2 separate regions of the Homo sapiens genome follow, and region 2 is linked to region 1. The links are chromatin contacts, found by Hi-C or POLR2A ChIA-PET in ENCODE. All regions are on one chromosome and are shown on one strand. Each heading gives the region's core, a stretch centred on a gene start or an enhancer-like site at or near the end of the contact. The rest is flanking DNA. Distances are from core to core; before and after follow the strand shown. Region 1 holds the start of FBXO28 (F-box protein 28). Region 2 has its middle 20 kb from the start of DEGS1.

Region 1 (6,768 bases), core at 3,934-6,433:
GGCGTGGTGGCAGGTGCCTGTAGTCCCAGCTACTTGGGAGGCTGAGGCAGGAAAATGGCATGAACCTGGGAGGCAGAGTTTGCAGTGAGCCGAGATCGCGCCACTGCACTCCAGCCTGGGCGACAGAGCGAGATTCCGTCAAAAAAAAAAAAAAAAAAGAAAAAAAAGAAAAAATCAGCAAGAGTGTATTCTCTGGAATAGAGCAATACAGAGCAGTGGTCCTCAAAGTGTGGTCTGGGCAGTGGGAGATCCCCAGGGTCCTGGAGACCCTTTCAGGAGGTTTGCAAGGCCAAACTATTCTCAGAGTACCAAGAAGTTATTTGCCTTTTCCACTCATTCTCTCACGAGTATCCAGTGGAATTTTCCAGAAGCAATATGACATGTGCTGACATTATTGTTCTGACAGCTAATGGAATATGTTATGTGTATTCTTGTGTTTTCTAGAATTTTCCAAGGTAAGTTCTATGGGTCTTCAATAACTTTTAAAAGTGTAAAGGTGTCTTCAGACCAAAAAAACTGAGAACTCTTGTGCAGAGTGAGAGATACAAGACAGCTTGCCTACTTAAAAACAAAAACAAAAAAAGAAGTAATGGTTCTTCATTTTCCTTCATATTTCCTACCAACCAACCCACTCTATAACTAAAATTTTCTAACATATTTGAAGAAAAGATGTGAAAGGAACTATAAATAGGTAATAGATTTAATTAGCTAAAGTGCTCTAGAGAAATATCTTGAGACAAAAGCACGTATTTATGTATTTTGTTGCTGACTGGAAAATTTCATTCCAGAAAATAGGCAAGAATTCTCAACTTAACCTTTAGTCAAATTCATGTTCTGAACCACTAATATGATTCCAATTAAAATGATAAGAGCTCCAGTTGAATCGCAGAGGAAAAAAATTGATAGTATCTCTCTAAAACATCTTTTAAAAGCCTCCTGTAGGGCAGGTAAAATTATATAATGCAGTGTTTGAAACAGGATAATTTTTTTTCCCTTTTTATATTGTACTTTAAATAAATAGAAAAAAAATTTTTTACCCTTTTTATACTGTGCAGTGGCTCACGTCTGTAATCCCAGCACTTTGGAAGGCTGAGGTGGGCGGACCACTTGAGCCTAGGAGTTTAAACTTAAGACCAGCCTGGGCAACATGGAGAAATCACATCTCCACAAAAAATACAGGAAATCAAGGCTTCAGTGAGCTGTGATCACGCCGCTGCATTCCAGCCTGGGCGACAGAGGGAGACCCTGTCTCAAAAATTAAAAATAAATAAATAAATAAATAAATAAATAAATTAATTAATTAATTAAAAAGCTCCCTATACTTGTTTTTCAGTAGGTAAGAATATAATGCTCATAAGCCAAAGTTACATAGGTTCAAAGCCTCAGCCTCCCAAGTAGCTGGGATTACAGGCGTGTGCCACCACGCCTGGCTAATTTTTTATATTTTTGGTAGAGATGGGGTTTCACCATGTTGGCCAGGCTGGTATCGAACTCCTGACCTCAAGTGATCCGCCCACCCTGGCCTCCCAAAGTGCTGGGATTACAGGCGTGAGCCACCGCACTGTAAGTGAGCCAGGATCTCACTTCTTAACCTTTGCCACTTGTTTCAGAGTCTCTCACCCACCTGCCAAGGGGGCCTGGGTGACATACTAATGCTGCATCAGCACAAATTTCTCTGTTTTACTGGAAAAACAACTCAAAGTACATGTTTTGTCATTTCAAAGGTTGTGTTCAGCCAAATAATTTTACATTGGAGGAGTTAAATATTTAAGGAGTAATTTCTGTGAAACCACCAGACTCAGGATACATCTTTTGATCAATAGTCAATGGCCAAAAAATAAAATAAAATAAAATAAAATAAATAAATTCAGGCCTAGGTGGGTGGATTGCCTGAGCTCAGGAGTTCGAGACCAGCCTGGGCAACATGGTGAAACCCCGTCTCTACTAAAATACGAAAAATTAGCCGGGCATGGTGGCGTGCGCCTGTAGTTCCAGCTACTCAGGAAGCTGAGACAGGAGAATCGCTTGAACCCCAGGAGGTGGAGGCTGCAGTGAGCCAAGATGGCACCACTGCACTCCAGCCTGGGTGACAGAGCGAGACTCCGTCTCAAAAAAAAAAAAAAAAAAATCCAATTTATTTTTATTTTTATTTTTGAGACGGCGATCTCGGCTCACGTTGTGCAACCCCTGCCTCCCAGGTTCAAGCAATTCTCCCACCTCAGTCTCCCAAGTAGCTGGGATTACAGGCACCCACCATTATGCCTGGCTAATTTTTGTATTTTTATAAAGATGGGGTTTCACCATGTTGGCCAGCTGGTCTTGAACTCCTGACCTCAGGTGATCTGCCCACCTCGGCGTCCCAAAGTGGTGGCATTACAGGTGTAAGCCACTGCGCCCAGCCAAAAATCCAATTTAATAAGGCATTCACACAGTCCCTTGGAAATCAGTTATTCATGGTAAGAGGAAGCAAAGACTATTATCAACTAAACAGTACAAATAACTGAAAAATGTTATTGTAGCAATTTCAACCTAGAGCAAATCTTTTAAAGAAAATGCAGAGTAGTAAGTACATGGATTGTGTACCTATTTATTGTCTACATTAGATGCTAAGCAAAGTTGTAACTGAGGTTCCAATAAGACAAGCAAACTGAGAAGGAAGAAAAAAAGTCCCTGAACAATACATAAACTAACTCCTACCTAACAACTGACATTTAGCTTTATGAAAACTAATTCTGTTCTTAATATTACCCCCTTCAAAGCATATCCAGCCTTAATTCCACTCAAAAATATGCTTACAATGAAGAGAACTACGTAACTTATATGTCAGATAGCAGCATACACTAAAGTCCCTTGATTTTTTGCAAACGATTCTTTAGGTATAAATGGCTACTTAAGAAGGCATGTACAGCTCACCTAGGTACTCTCTTGACTGCCAATTTCAGAAAAGATCATAATTAAATTAATGCTGACACCTAGTGGCAAAAAAGAACATCTTTCTTTTCTAACGTTACTTGAATTGTACCTTCCAAGCAAAGACACTTCCAACTCCCCACAAAGGATTATCCATTTAATCTATTCAAGAATTATCCATTAGCCTTAAGTAAAAAAAATAGTTCCCCATTACTCAAAAATCATATTTGCACATGTAAAACGGGGCAGAATCTTTTCCTGGGGGTGGGCAGTTGTACTGAAGGGACTCCTTATGAAAAATCTGAGTTTGAAATTATAAATTTATAACCTTAAAAGGCCAGAAAACTGCTTAAAAATTAAGAATGCAGCTGAATATCTCACCTGACAGAGATGTCATTTATTCATAAGTTGTGGGATGTGTTTTAACTCTAGTTAGGACAGGCTGGTTCCCCCCTCCCCACTACATTTTTTTAAAATAGTAAAATGATCAACAAACAAATAAAACTCAGTTTTTCTCAACACTTACAAAACAGAACTGTGAATATTCCAAGATTTACAAAGCCATTGTCTGGTTGAATGGTTCAATTCAATCAAATGTTATATGCCCAATTTTCCAAACACTGTATATGTACAGCGCGAATTTTGATTAAACGCCACTGTTTGTAAAAATCTGAAGGAATATTTAAGATTCTACATGAAATTCTAGAATGAAAACGTTTTGGAAATTCAGAGGCAATCAATTGTGAAATATCTATTTTCAGCTGAAGAAATTTTCCATCCTGCAGACTGGCATGGTTGAACTGCTGTGTTGACTAGAAAAAAAATTGGCCATCAGTTTGAATTAATATTTATAAGTTCTCTTTTAAAAATGTTATGATTTCCTTTAAAAATGTAATTATAATCCACTTGAAAGTGGAGGTGTATGCCTACAATATAGCATATTGAGTAATAAGAAGATGTTATACACAGCACATTCAGAAATATCTTTGTCCTCTTAAAAACAATTCCCAGCACAGATTTAGCTTCTCCATGGAATCGGTTTGCAATCACTTCAAAATGTCCACCTCCTTCAATTTCTTTACCACTTAAAGATAATTTCATTGAAAGGCAGCAAAATATCTAACTGAACTAACAATCACCACATCTTCAAACCTCTGGAGTGAAGTAAAACCCCAATGGCAAATTCATTATTTTTAAAAATCATGGACTGACCTATTGTGATTTTAAGGTATAAAGAAACCTCTCCTAAAGCAGGTGGGTGGGCGTAAATCACTAGTTAAAAATAAATTGCAAAAGAGAAAAAACCCGTCAAGGGGTAAGTTGCTTCTCTACGGTGGGAAGCGTTAGGATGAGGCAAAGCAGGAATGGTCATTTCCCAAGGCTCTACTTTAGTGGTCAATTAGGGCGCTGGGGCTAACGCTAAGTAAACACGTTCGAATTCTTCGGAACCTCTACCTGGGTTTGGGGTCACTGAGCCACCTTAGTCTACTCAATCTTCTCGAACAAGAAAACTTGGGTGGTTGGGGTGGGGAACAATTCGTTATTCTTGCAAGATAAACCAAACCTGGCTGGGATCATCTGCCTACTTCTGAGTTTTCTCCCCAAACCCAGGCCGGGGGCTGGAAGCGGCATACAAAAGGCAGGCGACATGACCTCTCCGGGTCTACTCTCGGGCCAGGCGGAAGGTGGGAAGACCAACTCCGCTACCCCTCCCGTAGAGGGCCCGCTTCCGGGCGGGGGGCAAGGAGCCCCCAAGGCGAAGTCCCCTCAGGAAGTAACCCCAGCTCCGCAGCTAGGACGCAATCGGGAACCAGCCCACTCCTGCTGACTGACGCCAAGGGAGAGTTCGGGACGGGAGCGGCTCCCTCCCAGATCTGTAGCCGGCTGGGGCTCGCGGGGGGCTCCCTTCCCGGGGAACGCGCTCCCTTCTCATCTCCCAGACCTCGGCCGGGGGGAGAGGGAGGCAGGAGTTCTGCGGGGGCCTCACCAGGCGGAGCTGGCTAATTTCGTCGTAGGACATAAAGCTGAGGATGTTCTCGATGGCTACGATGGGCAGCGCCACAAGCGTGTTGTTTTGAGGCAGCTGGTCCGGAGCCAGCGCGGGGGCTGGGAGCGCCTGGGACCCCGGCTGCGGGTGCTGTGGCGCGGGCGGTGGAGGCTGTCGCTGGGTAGAGCCGGAGGCCAAAGAGGAACCGCCGTCGCCTTGGCCGCCGCCTCCTTCCTCTGCCATCCGCTCCTCCGCCGCTGCCGCCATCTTGGGGGCTTGATTCCTTACCCCCACAGCAAGGGGAACAGGGACACTTCCGGTGCGTCACTTCCTCCTCCTGCAGCCGCCGGGGAAGGGGTACCTGGAGGAGTGGGGAGGAGCCTGTGGGATAACAGGCGGAGAGAGACTCACAGGGTGCCTTTCAAGTGGAAGTCAGGGAAGATCATGTAAACCTCAAGAAAGGTGGTCATCCTAGACCCTTTTGTCTAAGATTAGTAACTACTTGAGAGCAAGGAAACCCTATTTATTAAAATGAACTTCACTGTGCAGTTTTCTTAAAGGGCTTCCTGACAATGGATGATAAAGATGTTGCCTAGTAAGTGTAGATGGAAATAATGTAGTTAGACTAGCACCATTTTTTAGGAATCATAGAAATGATTGATTTAGGCAAATAAAAAGGTATGAAATATCAATAAGAACTACAACATGAATGAACCGTGAGAACATATTAAGTGAAATAAGTTAGACACAAAGGACCACATATTGTATGATTGCATTTATATAGGATGTCTTAAATAGGCAAATCCATAGAGATAAAAAGTAGATTAGTGGTCGCCAGAGGCTGGGGGAAATGGGGAAATGAGTGCTAATGGGTGAAGGGTTTCATTTTCGGGGTGATAAAAATGCTCTGGAATTAGCGGTGATGGTTACACAACCGTATGAATATACAAAAACCACTGAATTACTATATACTTTAATGAATTTTATCATATATGAATTGTATTCTAATAACTGATTTAGGCAAGAATCATCAAAAGGTACTAAAACTAGGAGGTAAACGTGATGAGGAACATGATATTTCCATAGTCTCAAAATAACTCCCCATAAATTATGTATTATTTACAAAGATGAAAAGAAATAGTTTACAAGGCTGGGCGTGTTGACTCACGCCTGTAATCCAGCACTTTGGAAGGCTGAAGCGGGAGAATCACTTTAGCCCAGAAGTTGGAGACCAGCCTGGGCAACGTGGAGAAACCCCATCTCTACAAAAAATACAAAAAATTAGCCAAATGTGGTGGCTAGGTCCTATGGTCCTAGCTACTCGTGAGGCTGAGATGGGAGGATTGCTTGAGCCACACGAGTTCGAGGCTGCAGCGAACCGTCAGCCTGCCACTGCACTCCAGCCTGGGCAACAGAGCGAGAAAAAAAAAAAAAGTTTACAATAGAGAAATTTGGTGGACACCATCATAACCAAATGATCAAGACTAACGCCACAGTTATAGGAGGAGCCAATATCATATGCCTATTAATATAATACCCTGAAAAGGACGCAGCATAATGTAGTATTCATGCAAAAAAAGCACGAGTTGCGTTTGAGGTAGACATCGCTAGATGACGGGCCCATAAATTATTCAAAAGTGTTAACGTTACAAAAGACAAAGACTAAGGGTTTGTGGCAGATTAAAGGATACTAAAGAGACAGGGCAACTAAATCTATGGGTGATCCTGGATGGGATCCTGGATTAAGGAAGAAATAACTATGAAGAACGTTATTGTGACAACTGGCAAAATTTAAAAATGGACAGTATATTAGATTATACTGTAATCATATTAAATTTTTCGATTTGGGTAATTGTATTATGGTCATATAA
Region 2 (6,583 bases), core at 630-3,129, 91 kb before region 1:
AAAGTGCTGGGATTACAGGCATGAGCCACCTGCCCAGCTGAGCAGAGAAATGACTTTCAACAGAATGGGAGGTAGGTTTGTCCTAGCAGTTCCCATCTTGACTTTTCCCTTTAGCTTAGTGCTTTTAGGGCTCCAAGGTTTATTTTTCTTTCACAGTGGCATATGCCTGTAGTATCAGCTGAGGTAGGAGGATCATTGGAGCCTGGGAGGTCAAGGCTGCACTTAGTGATTACGCTATTGCACACCAGCCTGGGTGACAGAGTGAGACTCTCTCAAAAAACAAAAAATGGCCAGGCATGGTGGCTCTCACCTGTAATCCCAGTCCTTTGGGAGGCCAAGACAGGCGGATCACCTGGGGTTGGGAGTTTGAGACCAGCCTGGCCAACATGGTAAAACCCCATCTCTACTAAAAAAATACCAGAATTAGCCAGGCATGGTGGCAGGTGCCTGTAATCCCAGCTACTCAGGAGGCTGAGGCAGGAGAATCGCTGGAACCTGGGAGGCGGAGGTTGCAGTGAGCCGAGATCGTACCATTGCACTCCAGCCTGGGTGACGGAGCGAGACTCTGTCTCAAAAAACACAAAACACAAAACAAAAAATCTTGTATTGTAAAATCCAGATACAGAAAAATACACAGAGCAAACGTGCAGCTTAATGAATTACTCCAAGGCAAACACCTCTGTAACCATTGGTGGGACATTGCGAGAGCTCTCAGGAGTCCTGGGGAATGAGCTCCAGTTGCCTACAGTGGTTACCTGCTCCTTAAGTGACACACGCTTTACTGGCCTGCTTTTTTGGATTTCCTTTTCTCACTCATTTCAGGATCACCTTCCAAATAAGCCATATACCCAAATTCTCATCTCAGGGTCAGTTTTTGGTGAAACTAGAAATCAGGCCGTTTCTAAGGAAGTCTTCTTTAAAGAGGTGGCATTTGAGCTGAGAGCTGATTATTGAGAGGGAGGTGGCTCTGTGAGCTCTGGTCTAGTGTCTACGCAGAGGACACCAAGCAGGCCCTGGGACACAGCAATCCTGAGTGTGTTTGGAGCAGAAAGCAGCCCATGGTGGCTGGACCACAGGGAGAGATGGCCTGGGAGAGTCAGGCAGGAGCCTAATCATATGGTTTACAGCCCTGCGTGTGTGTGTTGGGGTTGGGGGGGGGGGGCTGGGTGTGTGTATGTGAGCAACGTGTGAGTCATGTGGGATGGGAGGCCCCCTTGCACTTTCCTTCTCAGCCCCTTGCCACCTGACATCCACACTCACACATCCTCACAGGCAGTTCCGTTTTGAAAACCTGATTTCATGTGGCCAGTCCAGTCTTAGGACAAATATATATTCATAGAAGGCAATTTAAAAAGCCAAGTCGGCCGGGCGCGGTGGCTCACGCCTGTAATCCCAGCACTTTGGGAGGCCGAGGCGGGCGGATCACGAGGTCAGGAGATCGAGACCATCCCGGCTAACACGGTGAAACCCCGTCTCTACTAAAAATACAAAAAATTAGCCGGGCGTGGTGGCGGGCGCCTGTAGTCCCAGCTACTCGGGAGGCTGAGGCAGGAGAATGGCGTGAACCCGGGAGGCGGAGCTTGCAGTGAGCCGAGATCCCGCCACTGCACTCCAGCCTGGGTGACGGAGCGAGACTCCGTCTCAAAAAAAAAAAAAAAAAAAAAAAAGCCAAGTCATCTCAACCCGAGCTACACTAGATGCACGGCTGTGTCAGTTACCAGAGTCCAGCTCGGTGTTGGCTAATAGTGGAAGCACAACTTCCATTGCCAAAGCTCAGAGACAGAAACTCCGGAGATGGAGCAGGCAGATAAGTGTGTGGCTGGCGCAGAGCCAGGCCCTCGGAGATGACGAGCATGTCTCTCACCAGCCCCTTCTGCAGTGAGTGGCTGTCCCACGGGTCTCTCCAGCTGCCAGGGGAGAATGAATTAGGGTGTTGAGAATTACCCAAACCCAAGGCTGGGGAGGGTGTGACTCCATCTAGGCCAGTCCTTGTCTTTGCTAATCCAGCATGACCCAGGCCTGCTGTGGAATATTTTGGAATATATTGGAATATTTGGAATATATTGACAGTGCAAGTTAAGAGTTTTGTTGATTAAAAAAAAAATACTCAAGTCAAATTTATAGAAACAGAAAGTAAAGTGCTAGTTGCCAGGGGCTGGGGGAGGGAAAATAGGGAGCTGTTTAATGAGCATGGAATTTCGGTTTTTCTTTTTTCCTTCTTCTTCTTTTTATTTTTTTTTTCTTTTTCTTTCATTTTTTTATTTTTATTTTTTGAATCTCAGATTTTCAAGATGAAAAGTTCTGGAGATAGGTTGCATAACAATGTGAATGTATGTAATACTCCTGAACTGGACACGTGAAAATGGTAACAATGGGCTGGGTGCGTTGGCTAATGCCTGTAATCCCAGCACTTTGGGAGGCCGAGGCGGGTGGATCACCTGAGGTCAGGAGTTTGAGACCAGCCTGACCATATATGGTGAAACCCCATCTCTACTAAAAATACAAAAAAAAATTAGCCAGGTGCAGTGGTGGGCGCCTGTAATCCCATCTACTTGGGAGGCTGAGGCAGGAGAATTGCTTGAACCCGGGAGGCAGAGGTTGCAGTGAGCTGAGATTGCACCATTGCACTCCAGCCTGGGCAACAGAGTGAGACTCTGTCTCAAAAAGAGAAAAAAAAAATGGTAACAATGGTGTATTTTATGTTCTTTGTATTCTATGATAATTTTTTTTTTTATTTCTTAAAAAATAAACTCAGACAATAGTTTGGGCAGCAAGCACCGACTGCCATGGTTTGGAACAAGTGTGACCTGTGCTCTGACTGCTGGCACTGTCCCAAATGACTGACTCCTGTAGCTTGGTGTTCCCAGTGGCATCAGTAACCAGCATTACCACAACCCCTGCAGTGAGTGACAGTGCTTTTCCCATCTGATTTCCAAGGCATCTCAAGGTCCCGGGAGGGAGGTAAGAAAAGATAGACAAGATAGATAAAGGAAACCAGCCCAGGGAAGGTAATTTGCTTCAGTCACACTGGCAACACAACCTGTCTTTCTTTCCTGTCCCTGGCTCTGAGATGCCTAAGGGGCTGCACTCCCAAGTCGGGGTTCTTCCTGGGCCCCCGGCCACCGGGTTTGACACCGGTGGCTTATTAAACAGCTGCTCATCATCCCCTGGTCATGAGGAGGGGGAGTCAGTGACTTGAGGCACTCACAACATCCAGATTCCTTTTGGCAAACAGGACCCCAGGCCGAGGAGTTCTGCTTGCTTGTCCTGGGATGGCCATCTGATGATCTCAGCTGGGCTTTGCAGAGTGCTGTGGTTTGGAGAACTGTTTCTGAGCCAGCTCTGAAAACTATTTGGTTAAATGTGAGCTCCAGGCCACAGACTCCTGTTCCTGCTTTCAATTCTGCATTCTCCTGACCATTGGAGTGTGGAAGTAGCTTGGGGTGTTCATGGGCTGCCCCTCCCCCAACCCACACACTCACCCTCACTGAGAGCCACTGCTTGGCCTGCTGCCTGTGTTCCTGGGAGTGGGACGGTTCATATTATCATTAGAAAACCCCATCAGTTATACTAAGTAGAAAGCGGGCTCTGAATTTGAGGAAAATTATCATTGTAAAATCCTTTTTAAGAAATACAAACTTTGGGCCGGGCATAGTGGTTCACGCCTGTAATCCCAGCACTTTGGGAGGTTGAGGTGGGCAGATCACCTGAGATCAGGAGTTCGAGGCCAACGTCATGAAACCCCATCTCTACTAAAAATACAAAAACTAGACAGGCGTGGTGGCATGCACCTGTAGTCCCAGCTACTCGGGAGGCTAAGGTGGGAGAATCGCTTGAACCCGGGAGATGGAGGCTGCAATGAGCAGAGATCGCGCCACTGTACTCCAGCCTGGGCTATTGAGTGAGACTCCATCTCAAAAAAAAAAAAAAAAACACAAATATTGGCCAGGTGTAGTGGCTCACTCCTGTAATCCCAGCACTTGGGAGGCTGAGATGGGAGGATTGCTTGAGGCCAGGAATTTAAGAGTTCAAGGCCTTTCTCTTAGCCAGGCTCAGTGGCTCACACCTGTAATCCCAGCACTTTGGGAGGCCGAGGCAGGTAGATCACTTGAGGTCAGGAGTTCGAGACCAGCCTGGTCGACATGGTGAAACCTGTCTCTACTAAAAATACAAAAATTAGCCAGCCAGGTGTGGTGGCGGGTGCCTGTAATCCCAGCTACTCGGGAGGCTGAGGGAGGAGAATTGCTTGAACCTGGGAGGCAGAGGTTGCAGTGAGCCGAGATCGTGCCATTGCACTTCAGCCTGGGCAACAAGAGCTAAAGGAAACTCTGTCTCAACAACAACAACAACAAAGAGTTCACGAGCAGTCTGGGCAACATAGTGAGCCCGGACCCAGTCTCTTTTTTTTTTTTTTTTTTTTTGAGACACAGTCTCCCTGTGTCACCCAGGCTGGAGTGCAGGGGCGCAATCTCGGCTCCCTGCAACCTCCTCCTACCAGGTTCAAGCAATTATCCTGCCTCAGCCTCCCAAGTAGCTGGGATTACAGGTGCACGCTATCATACCCAGTTAATTTTTTGTATTTTTACTAGAGATGGGGTTTCACTGTGTTGGCCAGGCTGGTCTTGAACTCCTGGCCTCAAGTGATCAACTCACCTTGGCCTCCCAAAGTCCTGGGATTACAGGCATGAGCCACCACGCCCGGCCTGGTCTCTTTTTAATTAAAAAAAGAAAAAGAAAAATGCAATGTCATGGACTTTGTAGACATTGGGTTAGAATTTTGGCTGCATGACTTTAGACAAGTTACTTATTCCTTCCTATTAGTTTATTTTCTTGGCTGCAAAATGAGGATAATACCAATGTAAGGATGAAACAGTCCATAAAGAGATGAGCACAGGCCCCGGCACTTGGCAGGAGCCCCATCAATATTGTCAGCTCCCAGTTAGGATTCTCTAGGAATAACCAGACTCGTTGTATGCATTGTCCTTTGGTTCTCAAAAACAGTTTGGCCTCTTAGTATAGAATTCTGTGAGGTAGGTTAAAGTTCTTCTTACGTCCTTGCTTATGTTATTAATTTACTCAGCAAACTTTCCCAGATCCAAGGTAACCTTTAGAGCAGTCAGGTACAAATGGGTCTGGAGCAATGTTACTCTCTTCCCTGGCAGTGCAGTCATGAGCCTGAGCTGGCTGCAGAGAAGAGCTCACTGCATCTCCCTGGAATGTGGGGAGTTGACTGGGGAGTGGATGGGGCCCAGCCCTCCCCAGAGAAGAATATCTTTCTGATCACTGCCGTCTGTGGTGGGGCATTCAGACTCCAGGATTCCCAACTGGACGGCAGCAATCCCTCATTTCATACGTGACCAGACGGAGGTTCTTTGTGGATATGTAATTGATGGGTGGTGGTGGTGTGGCAAGGGCTGGGGCTTAGAGTGAGGCTGGTTCAAATCGGGTTCTGGTTCTGCCACTACTCAGAGATCAAGCTGGCCAACTTGATGCAAGTTACCTAACATCCTTGATTCTCAGTTTCCTCCTCCCTAAAATAAGGATAAGATTATCTACTTTACATTGTGTATGTTACAAGGAGATCATATTTTGATTAAAATAGGGAGTGTCATTTTCCTAATATTTGCTTACACTTGTCTCTGATCCTTTTTTTGGGGGGCGGTGGGGGGATGGAGTCTCACTCTGTCTCCCAGGCTGGAATGTAGTTGTGGCGCAGTCTCTGCTCACTGCAACCTCTGCCTCCCGGGTTCAAGCGATTCTTGCACTTCAGGCCTCCTGAGTAGCTGGGATGACAGGTGCGTGCCACCAAGACAGGTATGCGCCACCAAGACCCTGTCTCAAAAAAAGAAAAACAAAAAAAAAACTTTTTTTTTTTTTTTTTTTTTTTGTGAGACAGAATTTTTGCTCTTGTCACCCAGGCTGTAGTGCGATGGTGCGATCTTGGCTCACTGCGACCTCTGCCTCCCAGGTTCAAGTGATTCTCCTGCCTCGGCCTCCCAAGTAGCTGGGATTACAGGTGCCTGCCATCACACCTGGCTAATTTTTGTATTTTTAGTAGAGACAGGGTTTCACCGTGTTGACCAGGCTGGTCTCAAACTCTTGGGCTCAAGTGATCCACCTGCCTCGGCCTCCCAAAGTGCTGGGATTATAGGCATGAGCCACCACCCCCGGCCTTAAAAGAACCCACTTTCTACACTCTCTAGCCTATTTAACAGCCAGCATAGAGGAGAAAAGCAGATTTCTTTTTTTTTTTTTTTTTTTTTTTTGAGACGGAGTCTCGCTCTGTCGCCCAGGCTGGAGTGCAGTGGCATCATCTCGGCTTACTGCAAGCTCTGCCTCCCGGGTTCACGCCATTCTTCTGCCTCAGCCTCCCGAGTAGCTGGGACTACAGGCGCCCGCCACTACGCCCGGCTAATTTTTTTGTATTTTTAGTAGAGACGGGGTTTCACTGTGTTATCCAGGATGGTCTCGATCTCCTGACCTAGTGATCCGCCCGTCTCGGCCTCCCAAAGTGCTGGGATTACAGGCATGAGCCACCACGCCCGGCCGAAAAGCAGATTTCTTAACCTGTGTTTATGGTGGC

The links. Hi-C counts contacts between places; a loop is a spot of excess contacts on that map. ChIA-PET counts read pairs that join two places held with the same protein, here RNA polymerase II (POLR2A). Pooled maps may share reads with other maps.
Region 2: a loop to region 1 is called in a pooled map, with 4 times the contacts of the local background. The contact joins the enhancer-like site here to the promoter of FBXO28 in region 1. A Hi-C loop is called at or near these places in 2 of 168 maps with a recorded cell type or tissue (gastrocnemius medialis and sciatic nerve), 3 of 37 single-sample maps with no recorded cell type and 7 of 50 pooled maps. POLR2A ChIA-PET finds 5 or more read pairs at or near these places in 11 of 52 experiments (CD8-positive, alpha-beta memory T cell, H1, HEK293 and 8 more).

What each region holds. Positions count from the first base shown.
Region 1 is chr1:224,112,526-224,119,293 of GRCh38, reverse strand. FBXO28 (F-box protein 28) reads right to left here and starts at 5,183. Exons shown (of 5, transcript NM_015176.4): 1 at 4,898-5,183. The coding sequence starts at 5,164. It overlaps LOC105373056 (a long non-coding RNA gene), which reads left to right and starts at 5,254. Exons shown (of 3, transcript XR_007066897.1): 1 at 5,254-5,359. RefSeq lists enhancers at 5,121-5,190, 5,331-5,390, 5,411-5,540.
Region 2 is chr1:224,200,212-224,206,794 of GRCh38, reverse strand. No RefSeq gene overlaps it. Among named protein-coding and RNA genes, the nearest start is that of DEGS1, 20 kb to the right of the region's middle. RefSeq lists a silencer at 1,785-1,834. Within about 2 kb of position 1,879, at least 27 of the 41 ENCODE cell types and tissues checked have a DNase peak (open chromatin) inside an H3K27ac peak, as active enhancers do.